3 separate regions of the Homo sapiens genome follow, and regions 2 and 3 are each linked to region 1. Evidence: chromatin contacts called from ENCODE Hi-C or POLR2A ChIA-PET data. All regions are on one chromosome and are shown on one strand. Each heading gives the region's core, a stretch centred on a gene start or an enhancer-like site at or near the end of the contact. The rest is flanking DNA. Distances are from core to core; before and after follow the strand shown. Region 1 holds the start of MESD (mesoderm development LRP chaperone). Region 2 has its middle 34 kb from the start of MESD. Region 3 has its middle 23 kb from the start of TLNRD1.

The links. A loop is a pair of places that touch in the nucleus more often than their neighbours do. ChIA-PET counts read pairs that join two places held with the same protein, here RNA polymerase II (POLR2A). Pooled maps may share reads with other maps.
Region 2: a pooled map shows a loop between it and region 1 (7-fold over the local background). The contact joins the enhancer-like site here to the promoter of MESD in region 1. A Hi-C loop is called at or near these places in 4 of 50 pooled maps. POLR2A ChIA-PET finds 5 or more read pairs at or near these places in 9 of 52 experiments (GM12878, H1, MCF 10A and 5 more).
Region 3: a map of dorsolateral prefrontal cortex shows a loop between it and region 1 (8-fold over the local background). The contact joins the enhancer-like site here to the promoter of MESD in region 1. A Hi-C loop is called at or near these places in 5 of 168 maps with a recorded cell type or tissue (CD14-positive monocyte, GM12878, dorsolateral prefrontal cortex and 1 more), 15 of 37 single-sample maps with no recorded cell type and 14 of 50 pooled maps. POLR2A ChIA-PET finds 5 or more read pairs at or near these places in 6 of 52 experiments (A549, GM12878, H1 and 3 more).

The regions. Positions count from the first base shown.
Region 1 is chr15:80,988,443-80,991,253 of GRCh38, forward strand. MESD (mesoderm development LRP chaperone) reads right to left here and starts at 1,377. Exons shown (of 3, transcript NM_015154.3): 1 at 1,137-1,377. The coding sequence starts at 1,349. RefSeq lists enhancers at 458-1,072, 1,061-1,340, 1,073-1,686, 1,326-1,620 and a silencer at 1,371-1,650.
Region 2 is chr15:80,954,578-80,957,388 of GRCh38, forward strand. It overlaps a transcript of MESD not described here. Among named protein-coding and RNA genes, the nearest start is that of MESD, 34 kb to the right of the region's middle. RefSeq lists enhancers at 1-23, 24-996. Within about 2 kb of position 1,379, at least 3 of the 41 ENCODE cell types and tissues checked have a DNase peak (open chromatin) inside an H3K27ac peak, as active enhancers do.
Region 3 is chr15:81,022,110-81,024,920 of GRCh38, forward strand. No RefSeq gene overlaps it. Among named protein-coding and RNA genes, the nearest start is that of TLNRD1, 23 kb to the left of the region's middle. RefSeq lists enhancers at 1,241-1,390, 2,399-2,693. Within about 2 kb of position 1,447, at least 26 of the 41 ENCODE cell types and tissues checked have a DNase peak (open chromatin) inside an H3K27ac peak, as active enhancers do; they include CD14-positive monocyte, GM12878 and dorsolateral prefrontal cortex, where a contact is called at or near this core.

The DNA of each region.
Region 1 (2,811 bases), core at 127-2,626:
TGTTCTCACTCTGGCAGATCAAAAGGCTTTATTTGCTGGAGTCCAAAAAGAGACAAGGAGATTGCAAGGGAGACGGTGAATGGGGACGTTCTCTCTACACTCAAATCTATCCCAATCTTTCCATCAGCTGTTGATGACCACATGAAAACACAAGCCTGCATTCTTCTAGTCAGATGCATCAGGTGGTATTTTAAACTCTTGTCTGAAAGTCTTTCCCTTCTCCCGTAACACACACAGAGATAATCACAAAATAACAAAACATCAGTGTTGGAAGGAATCTTAGGACCCATCCTAACCTCCTCATGTTGCAGATAAAGAAACCGAGGCCTAGAAACTAGACATAACCTGCCCAAGGTTCCACAGCTATGCAAGTCAACCAGGACGATACAATCACCTTAGGAAGGGGAAAAGGCAGCAATGTGGTTTTGGCCAGTAATCTTTACCTTAAAGCGTATTACACACTCCCTGTAACTGCACACTCCGGTGCGTCCAAGTGACAAACCAGAAAACTTACTCTCCTTTGAACAAAAAGCGTGAGTTTCACGATACAGAGCCATTAGCCATTGATACTTCTCCCCTCAGTAAAATAAATCCACCCACAAAAAGCACAAAATTCCCAGCAGGGACATATACCAAAATAGGAAGTCTAAAATTATACTGATTTAGAAGACAGCTGAGATAACCATTAAGGAAGACCATCTTCACTGCAACCCACTCTCCCACCCACTCACCGCAAAACAGAAGGAAATGCTCTTTAGTAGATTGGGAAAGGTCACTCTCCCTGTTTGCAGGGCTCACTGACCACAAGAATCAACGCAAAGACAACCAGGGCACTGAAGGGTGAAGGGAGAGCAAAGCTGAACAGTGAGGGGCAGATCCGTGATTGAAGTGGTTTGAGAAATGGCAGGAGGAACAGGGCACTGGAATGACAGAGGGCTGGAGCGAGGGTCAGCAGGGCGCGCGGGTCAGAGGAGGAATGGAGGGTCAACAGTGGCTTCAGTGGGTCAGTAAGGATTCAAGGCATGAGTAGAGGAGGTTAGGGGGTCAGAAAGGTCCCAAGACAGAACAGGTAAGGGGTCATAGGGAACAGGGTCCCGCACAGAGAAGAGCCGGGAGGGTGTGCGCGCGCCGCGGACCTCCCATTGCTCCAGAAGACGCGCCATGTCTGCATCATTGTAATCGCGAATATCCTTCTTCTTCTTCCGGGGAGGTGGGGTAGACTCGTCGGGCGTCCCGGGCGAGCCTTCGGCCGCGCAGGACCCAGGCGGTGGTAGCAGTAGCAGCAGCAGCAGCAGGTCAGAGGCACAAAGCAGGACCACGGCCTTGCGCGCCCACCTGGAAGCCGCCATTTTCGCTGCGCCGCGCAGCGCCCTAGACGCGCTTACCCGACCTGCGCGGGCCGGACCCCGCCTTGCACACGCCTTCCTGTCCGCCTTTCCGAGGCCCCGCCTCCCGGCCCTCGCTAGCCTACCGGGCCCCGCCCCGTACCATTTCCTAACCCCCGCCTCTGGAAGCCCCGCCCCTCCGCCATTTTGGCCCCGCCCCACTGGCTCCTCCTCTTGGTCCGGCTGAGGCGCTCTGTCCCGGCTGGGTGGGTCCCTGAGTGCTCATTTTTCGTTTTCCGTCAGAGGCCGACCTTTTTCTCTGGAACGCACAAGCCAGGTCCAAAAGTTCCTTCAGGGCCTCCAGGAACCACTAACCAACGTCCCTGTTGACCTCAGTTTCTCGCCTGTGAAATAAATTGGAACTGGAAGTTCTGGAGGCTGCCTCGGCTCTAAAAAAGCCCATTTCTGGATGTCGGACGTTTATCCTCAGTCTCTTGCAATTTCCTTTGAGAACAGCCAGTTAAAAAGAAGTGAGTGGCAGGTAGGGCAACTTTTTTCAGAAAGTCATAAATAGTTCGAGTCCACTGCTTTCCTCATCAATAAAGAGGATTCAGTTCAACCAGCTTTCAATATTTGTTTTTTTTTTCCAAAAAGATCATTACTATTCATCCAAAAAAAAAAAAGCTTGCCTTTCTTTGATTTCAACCTAATACTGTAGGCTCTAACTAATCCTTTTCAAGGCTGAATCACGCTACTTTTTGTTTCTTAAAAAGATTTTGGCCAAAGATGCTTTGAGATTCTTCTTGTTTTAAACGGCTCATCAGCTGATGTCTTTAAAATGTTTAATTACATAAGACCTTAAAAAACAAAAAACAAAAAAAACCAAAGGCCGCACGGTGGCTTAAGCCTTTATAATCCCAGCACTTTGGGAGGCTGAGGTAGGACGATAATTTGAGTTTAGGAGTTTGAGACCAGACTGGGCAATAAAGCAAGACCCGCATCTCAAAAACAACAACAAAAAACGCTTCATTCTTTATACTGCTGCACAGTTTTATTTGGTATTGTTAAATTAATAGTTTATTTTCCTATTGATGGGCATTTATTACCAATTTTTCTGCTATTACAACAAAAAAGAGCTGTAGTAAACCTTATTCAAGCCTTGTTTGGATAGGATTAGTAGGCTGCATATAAAAGAAAACTGACTTTTTAAGGTGGTTTAAACAAGATAAAAGGTTTTATTGTGATTGACTTTTCTTTCACAGAAGCAGTGTAAACTCGAAACTAGGGCTGGTATAGTGGCTTCTCAGCCATCTGGTACTCAGCCTCTTCCTCATCCTTCTATCATATTAGCCTGTGGCTTCCACCCTCAAGGTCAGAAATTCCAGGATGGCTCCTGGAGCTCCAGTCATCAAGATGACATTCAACCAGAGGAAGGGAGAAGGCAGGCCAAACCAAGCACACCTTTCAAGTGGAGTCAACTTCTTTT
Region 2 (2,811 bases), core at 129-2,628, 34 kb before region 1:
TGAGAAGGAGAGCAGACAGAGGTAATGGTGAGGGTTGGGGGAGGGGATGGAGGAAGGGAAGAGTTCATTGTCCCAGGAACTGCCCTCCCTCACAGAAAACAATCAGGAGCATCAAACAGAATCAACAACATGCATGACTCAGCTTTGAAAGCTATAAAGCAAGCTCGTCTAACCCACCGCCAGTGGGCTACATGCAGCCCTGGATGGCTTTGAATGCAGCCCAACGCTAATTTGTAAACTTTCTTAAAATATTATGAGTTTTTTTGCATTTTTTTAAAGCTCATCAGCTATCGTTAAGTGTTAGTGTATTTTACGTATGGCCCAAGACAATTCTCCTTCCAATGTGGCCCAGGAAAGCCAAAAGATTGGATGCCTGTGCTCTAAAGCCTGCTACTCAGTGTGGTCCATGGGCCAATGGCATCAGCATCATCAGCATCAGCTGGGGGAGGTGGTTCACACCTGTAGCCCCAGCACTTTGGGAGGCTGAGGCAGGTGAATCGCTTGAGCCCAGGAATTCAAAACCAGCCTGGGCAACACAGCGAGACCTTGTCTCTACTAGAAAAAAAAAAAAAAGTTCAGCACCACCCAGGAGTATAACCAGGAGCTGGTTAGAAATGCCCAATCTCGGCCGGGCGCGGTGGCTCAAGCCTGTAATCCCAGCACTTTGGGAGGCCGAGGCGGGCGGATCACGAGGTCAGGAGATCGAGACCATCCTAGCTAACACGGTGAAACCCTGTCTCTACTAAAAATACAAAAAAAAAAAAATAGCCGGGCGCAGTGGCAGGTGCCTGTAGTCCCAGTATTCGGGAGGCTGAGGCAGGAGAATGGCGTGAACCCAGGAGGCGGAGCTTGCAGTGAGCCGAGATTGCGCCACTGCACTCCAGCCTGGGCGACGGAGAGACTCCGTCTCAAAAAAAAAAAAAAAAAAGAAATGCCCAATCTCAGGCTCTCCCAGATCAGCTGAATCAGAATCTGCATTTTAAGAAGGGACCCAGGGTAGTTGTTTGCACAGTAAAGTTTGAGAAGTGTGTGTTTGTGCGTGTGTGTGTGTGTGTGTGTGTGAGAGAGACAGAGTCTCTTTAGCCCAGGCTGGAGTGAAGTGATGCAATCTCGGCTCCCTGCAACCTCCGCCCCCCAGGTTCAAGCGATTCTCCTGCCTCAGCCTCCTGAGTAGCTGGGATTACAGGCCTGAGCCACCACGCCTGGCTAATTTTTTGCATTTTTAGTAGAGACGGGTTTTCGCCATGTTGGCCAGGCTAGTCTTAAACTCCTTGCCTCAGGTGATCCACCCACCTCGGCCTCCCAAAGTGCTAGGATTACAGGTGTGAGCCACTGCGCCCGGCTGAGAAGTGTGGTTTTAGGAGTCTCTAAGAGACCAGGCACAGTGGCTCACACTGTCATGAGTCATGCATGACTCAGACTGGCAACATGGCAAAACCTCATCTCTACAAAAAATACAAAAATTACCCAGGCGTGATGGCTCATGCCTGTGGTCCCAACTACTCAGCAGGCTGAGGTGGGAGGATCACTTGAGCCTGGAAGGTAGAGTCTGTGGTGAGCCGAGATCGCGCCACTACACTCCAGCCTGGGTGACAGAGTGAGATCCTGTCTAAAAAAATAATAATAAAATAAAATAAAAAAGACCCTAAGAGCCTAGGCAGCCAGTTTAGAATGGATTTTATATAAGGCTGCCCAGCTATGATGACATGAAGTGTGTTGGACGGAGAGCTCTGGGCTAAGAATCGGAAGGCGTCCAACTGCTCCCCTCGACTGCAAGATTCCTTCTTTCTTCCCCGGTCTCCACACACTAATTATTGAAGACAAGGAACATGTCTACAGAAAAGTTGGGCTTAGGTGTTATTCATGGTGAGAGCAAAAGAAAACAGTTCTCGGACACACAAAGGCTTAGAAAGAGTAGCACGAGGGTGCTCTTCCAGAAAACATTGAGGTGTTCTCTAATCAGATAGAGAAACAAAATCAAGAATTTACAATTGGGGTAAGGGGAACAGGAAAAAAAAGCCAGCAGCCAACCCTAAAACCACAAAGATATTGCAATAAGTTTTATAAATATAAACACAGAATTCGGTGCAAAGCCAAAAGCAATTCTGAGATAGCCAATTGTTAATATTTACAAAGGAAAGTTGGGTTTTACAAACCTGGGATATATGGTAATAACAAGCAAAACAGATACAAGGACGGAGCATGCAGAGGGGGTGGCTGTGTTAAGCTCTTCATCTTCTCTCTTTTTTTTTGTTTGAGACAGAGGGTTTTGTTTTGTTACCCAGGCTGGAGTGCAGAAGCATGATCCTAGCTCACTGTGGCCTCGACCTCCCAGGCTCAAGGGATCCTCCTACCTCACCCCCTGAGTAGCTGGGACTACAGGCTCACGCTACCATGCCCAGCTATTTATTTATTTATTTATTTTTTTGTAGAGATGGGGTCTCACTGTGTAGCCCAGGCTGCTCTCAAATTCCTGAGCTCAAGCAATTCTCCCACCTCAGCCTCCCAAAGTGCTGGGATTATAGATATGAACCACCATGCTCAGCTTCTTCATCTTCTCTTGTGGGAGGAAATTGTCTCATGTTGTTTTAGACATTAACAGAGTTATAATTATAGGTTTAAGAAGGAAAACAAAAACTAATGATGATAATGAATAGCATTTAAAAATGAGACATCTCCCTACCACTGCAGAAGAAAAAAAAACAAAATACAGTCTCCATAAAGAGAGGACAGAAAGATGACATGAAAATGACCACACAACACCTGGGTAAAGAGGAGTCCAGCCACAACAGCAGTAACAGTATGTAACCA
Region 3 (2,811 bases), core at 197-2,696, 34 kb after region 1:
TAGTCTTCATCTTCACAGATTAGCTTCTATTTTTTTTGTAGAGATGGGTTTCACCATGTTGCCCAGGCTGGTCTTGAACTTGTGGGCTCAAGCCTTCTGCCTGCCTTGGACTACAGAAGTGCTGGGATTATAGGCGTGAGCCACTGCACCCAGCCCTGTATACTTTAAATCATATCTAGATTACTTATAATACCTACTACAATGTAGATGTTATGTAAATAATTGTTATACCGTGTTGTTTAGGGAATAATGACAATATAAAAAAGTCTCTACTTGTTCAGTTCAGACATCAGACATCATTTTTTCTTTTCTTTTCTTTTCTTTCTTTCTTTCTTTTTTTTTTTTTTTTTTAAAGAGTCTCACTCTGTTGCCCAGGCTGGAGTGCAGTGGTGGATCTTGGCTCACTGCAACCTCTACCTCCTGGGTTCAAGGGATTCTCCTGCTTCAGCCTCCTGAGTAGCTAGGACTACAGGCATGCACCATCATGCCCAGCTAATTTTTGTATTTTTAATGGAGACGGGGTTTCACCATGTTGCCCAGGCTGGTCTTGAACTCCTGACCTCAAGCGATCCACCTGCCTTGGCCTCCAATAGTGCTGGGATTACAGGTATGAGCCACCACACCCAGCCCAGACATCATTTTTTCTTTCAAATATTTTCTGTCTGCAGTTCGTTGAACCCACAGATATGGAGCCCACAGATACAGAGGGCTGACTGTATACATTAACTCATTTAATCCTCATGATAACCCTAGGCGCGTTGGCTCACACCTGTAATCCCAGCACTCTGGGAGGCCAAGGCGGGTGGATTACCTGAGGTCAGGAGTTTGAGACCAGCCTGGCCAACATGGTGAAACCCCGTCTCTACTAAAAAATACAAAAAATTAGCCGGGTATGGTGGCAGGCACCTGTAATCTAAGGTACTTGGGAGGCTGAGGCAGGAGAATCGCCTGAACCCCAGAGGCGGAGGTTGCAGTGAGCCAAGATTGCGCCATTACACTCCAGCCTGGGCAACAAGAGCAAAACTCCATCTCAAAAAAAAAAAAAAGAACGTAAGGAAGCAAAAAATGTGAGGGAGTTTTTACGCATGGAGGGTTAATAAACTCAAGATGGCAGGGGTTCACAAAAGCCCATAGAACATACTGTCTATTTATTGGGCTCTTGCTATGTACTACACACTTTACATACATCCTCATTTCATACAGTACCTTGATGAAATATGCACATTTAAGAATCAGAGTCTAACAGACCTTAGGCAAGTTGTCCGAGGTCGTACAGCGGATGGGTGGCAGAGCCAGAATTTGGACCCAGGACTCTTTTGACTCCAGCATTTGCAATCTCAAATAGTGTTTCATCGGCCTTTTTATGGCTTGTGGATGACTATTGTTGTGAGGAGGATCAACGGTGCAGGGTCAGAAATGCAGTTTTGACTCCTATTGTTGGCAGTCAAATTACTGCTTGCTTCTGCTAATTTGCTTCCTGTCCTGCTTAGGCTGCAACCAGGGCAGAGTTTCGTTCGCTCCCTGGGCAGCTGTCCTGCCAGCATTACCTCATTCCATCTTGAACCCTCCCGCAGCCCAACAGGGAAGGGCTGAGAAGCACGTGGCCCAGGACAGAAGGCCAGGAACGAACTGCCTCACCAGGGACTCTAGCCTTGATTCTCTGAAAAAATGTGGTTTGCTCAGAGAAGCTTTTACCCAAGAGGAAGGAAAACTACGGCAATCGAGTTTCAGCTGACCTTAAAACCCCTGTGATCTTAGTCCCCGTCATTTAGTGAATTCTGCATATTACTCAGCTTCTCCATTGTGTAGCTGGAGGAAATATTCATGCTGTGTCATCTTTGGTAGTCAGTGGGCAGTTTTCTCCCTGCCGAGTTTACTTTTTTTGCATTTTGAAGTTCAAGATCAGGTTGGGTGTTTGAGTGATCTACGTCTGGGAGCCAGAGGAGGTTTTGTATTCAATGGTGACCAGCATGTGTTCCCAGCCTAAGCATGAATGAAAACAGTTCAGAACATTTTTTTCCTCTCCAGCTCCTTTCAAGGGGCACGTGCCCATAAGGCCAACCCTGAATGATTTGGGCAAGTAAGTATGGACAGCCAAACTCAGAGGAGAGAGGAATTGGATGAGGCTAATGTCAAGGTCTTATCGGGAAGGCTAAAGAAACCTGAGTTGGTCCTGGGAAGAATGAGCAAGATGGAGTGGGCTTGGGCTTTCTCTCCTGCTTGGGGTTGCAGGCAGAAGCCACAAGAGTGTGCTGACAATGAGGGAGGAGGGGACCATCTGGCTGGAGAATTGGCTCATTAGGGAGCACAGACTGGACGAAGTTGGAAGGGACGTGTGGCCTGATTTTTAAAAGGGCGGCCTGAGTGCCATGCAGAGAAGCTGCATTTTATCGCGGACTTGATGATGGTGGACTGGAAGTTTAAAAGGAGGATTATGATGAAAGCAGAGATCCAGAGCAAACACTTTAAAGGAGCTGGATGGGACAGACAGGAAGCAGGGAGCCCAGAGAGGCCATGATTTCATTCATAACAGGTCTGAGGGGTTGAGGCCCTGACTGGGGAAGTTAAGCAGGATGGGAGGAGACAAACGCCAGCCACACAGAAGAAAGATCCTACGAAGCCAGACTGTGGTGGAGGCAGGGGGAAGGAGGGGTTGGACACCTCCGAGGTGCTGCTGCGAAATCACTAACAGAAAAGAGGCTTTGATTTAGAGGTGAATGGTAAACTTTTCCTTTTTCTAAGTAAACTTTTAATTCAAGCGTAACATATATACAAGTGCACAAATCATGGGTATAAATGTCGATGAATCTT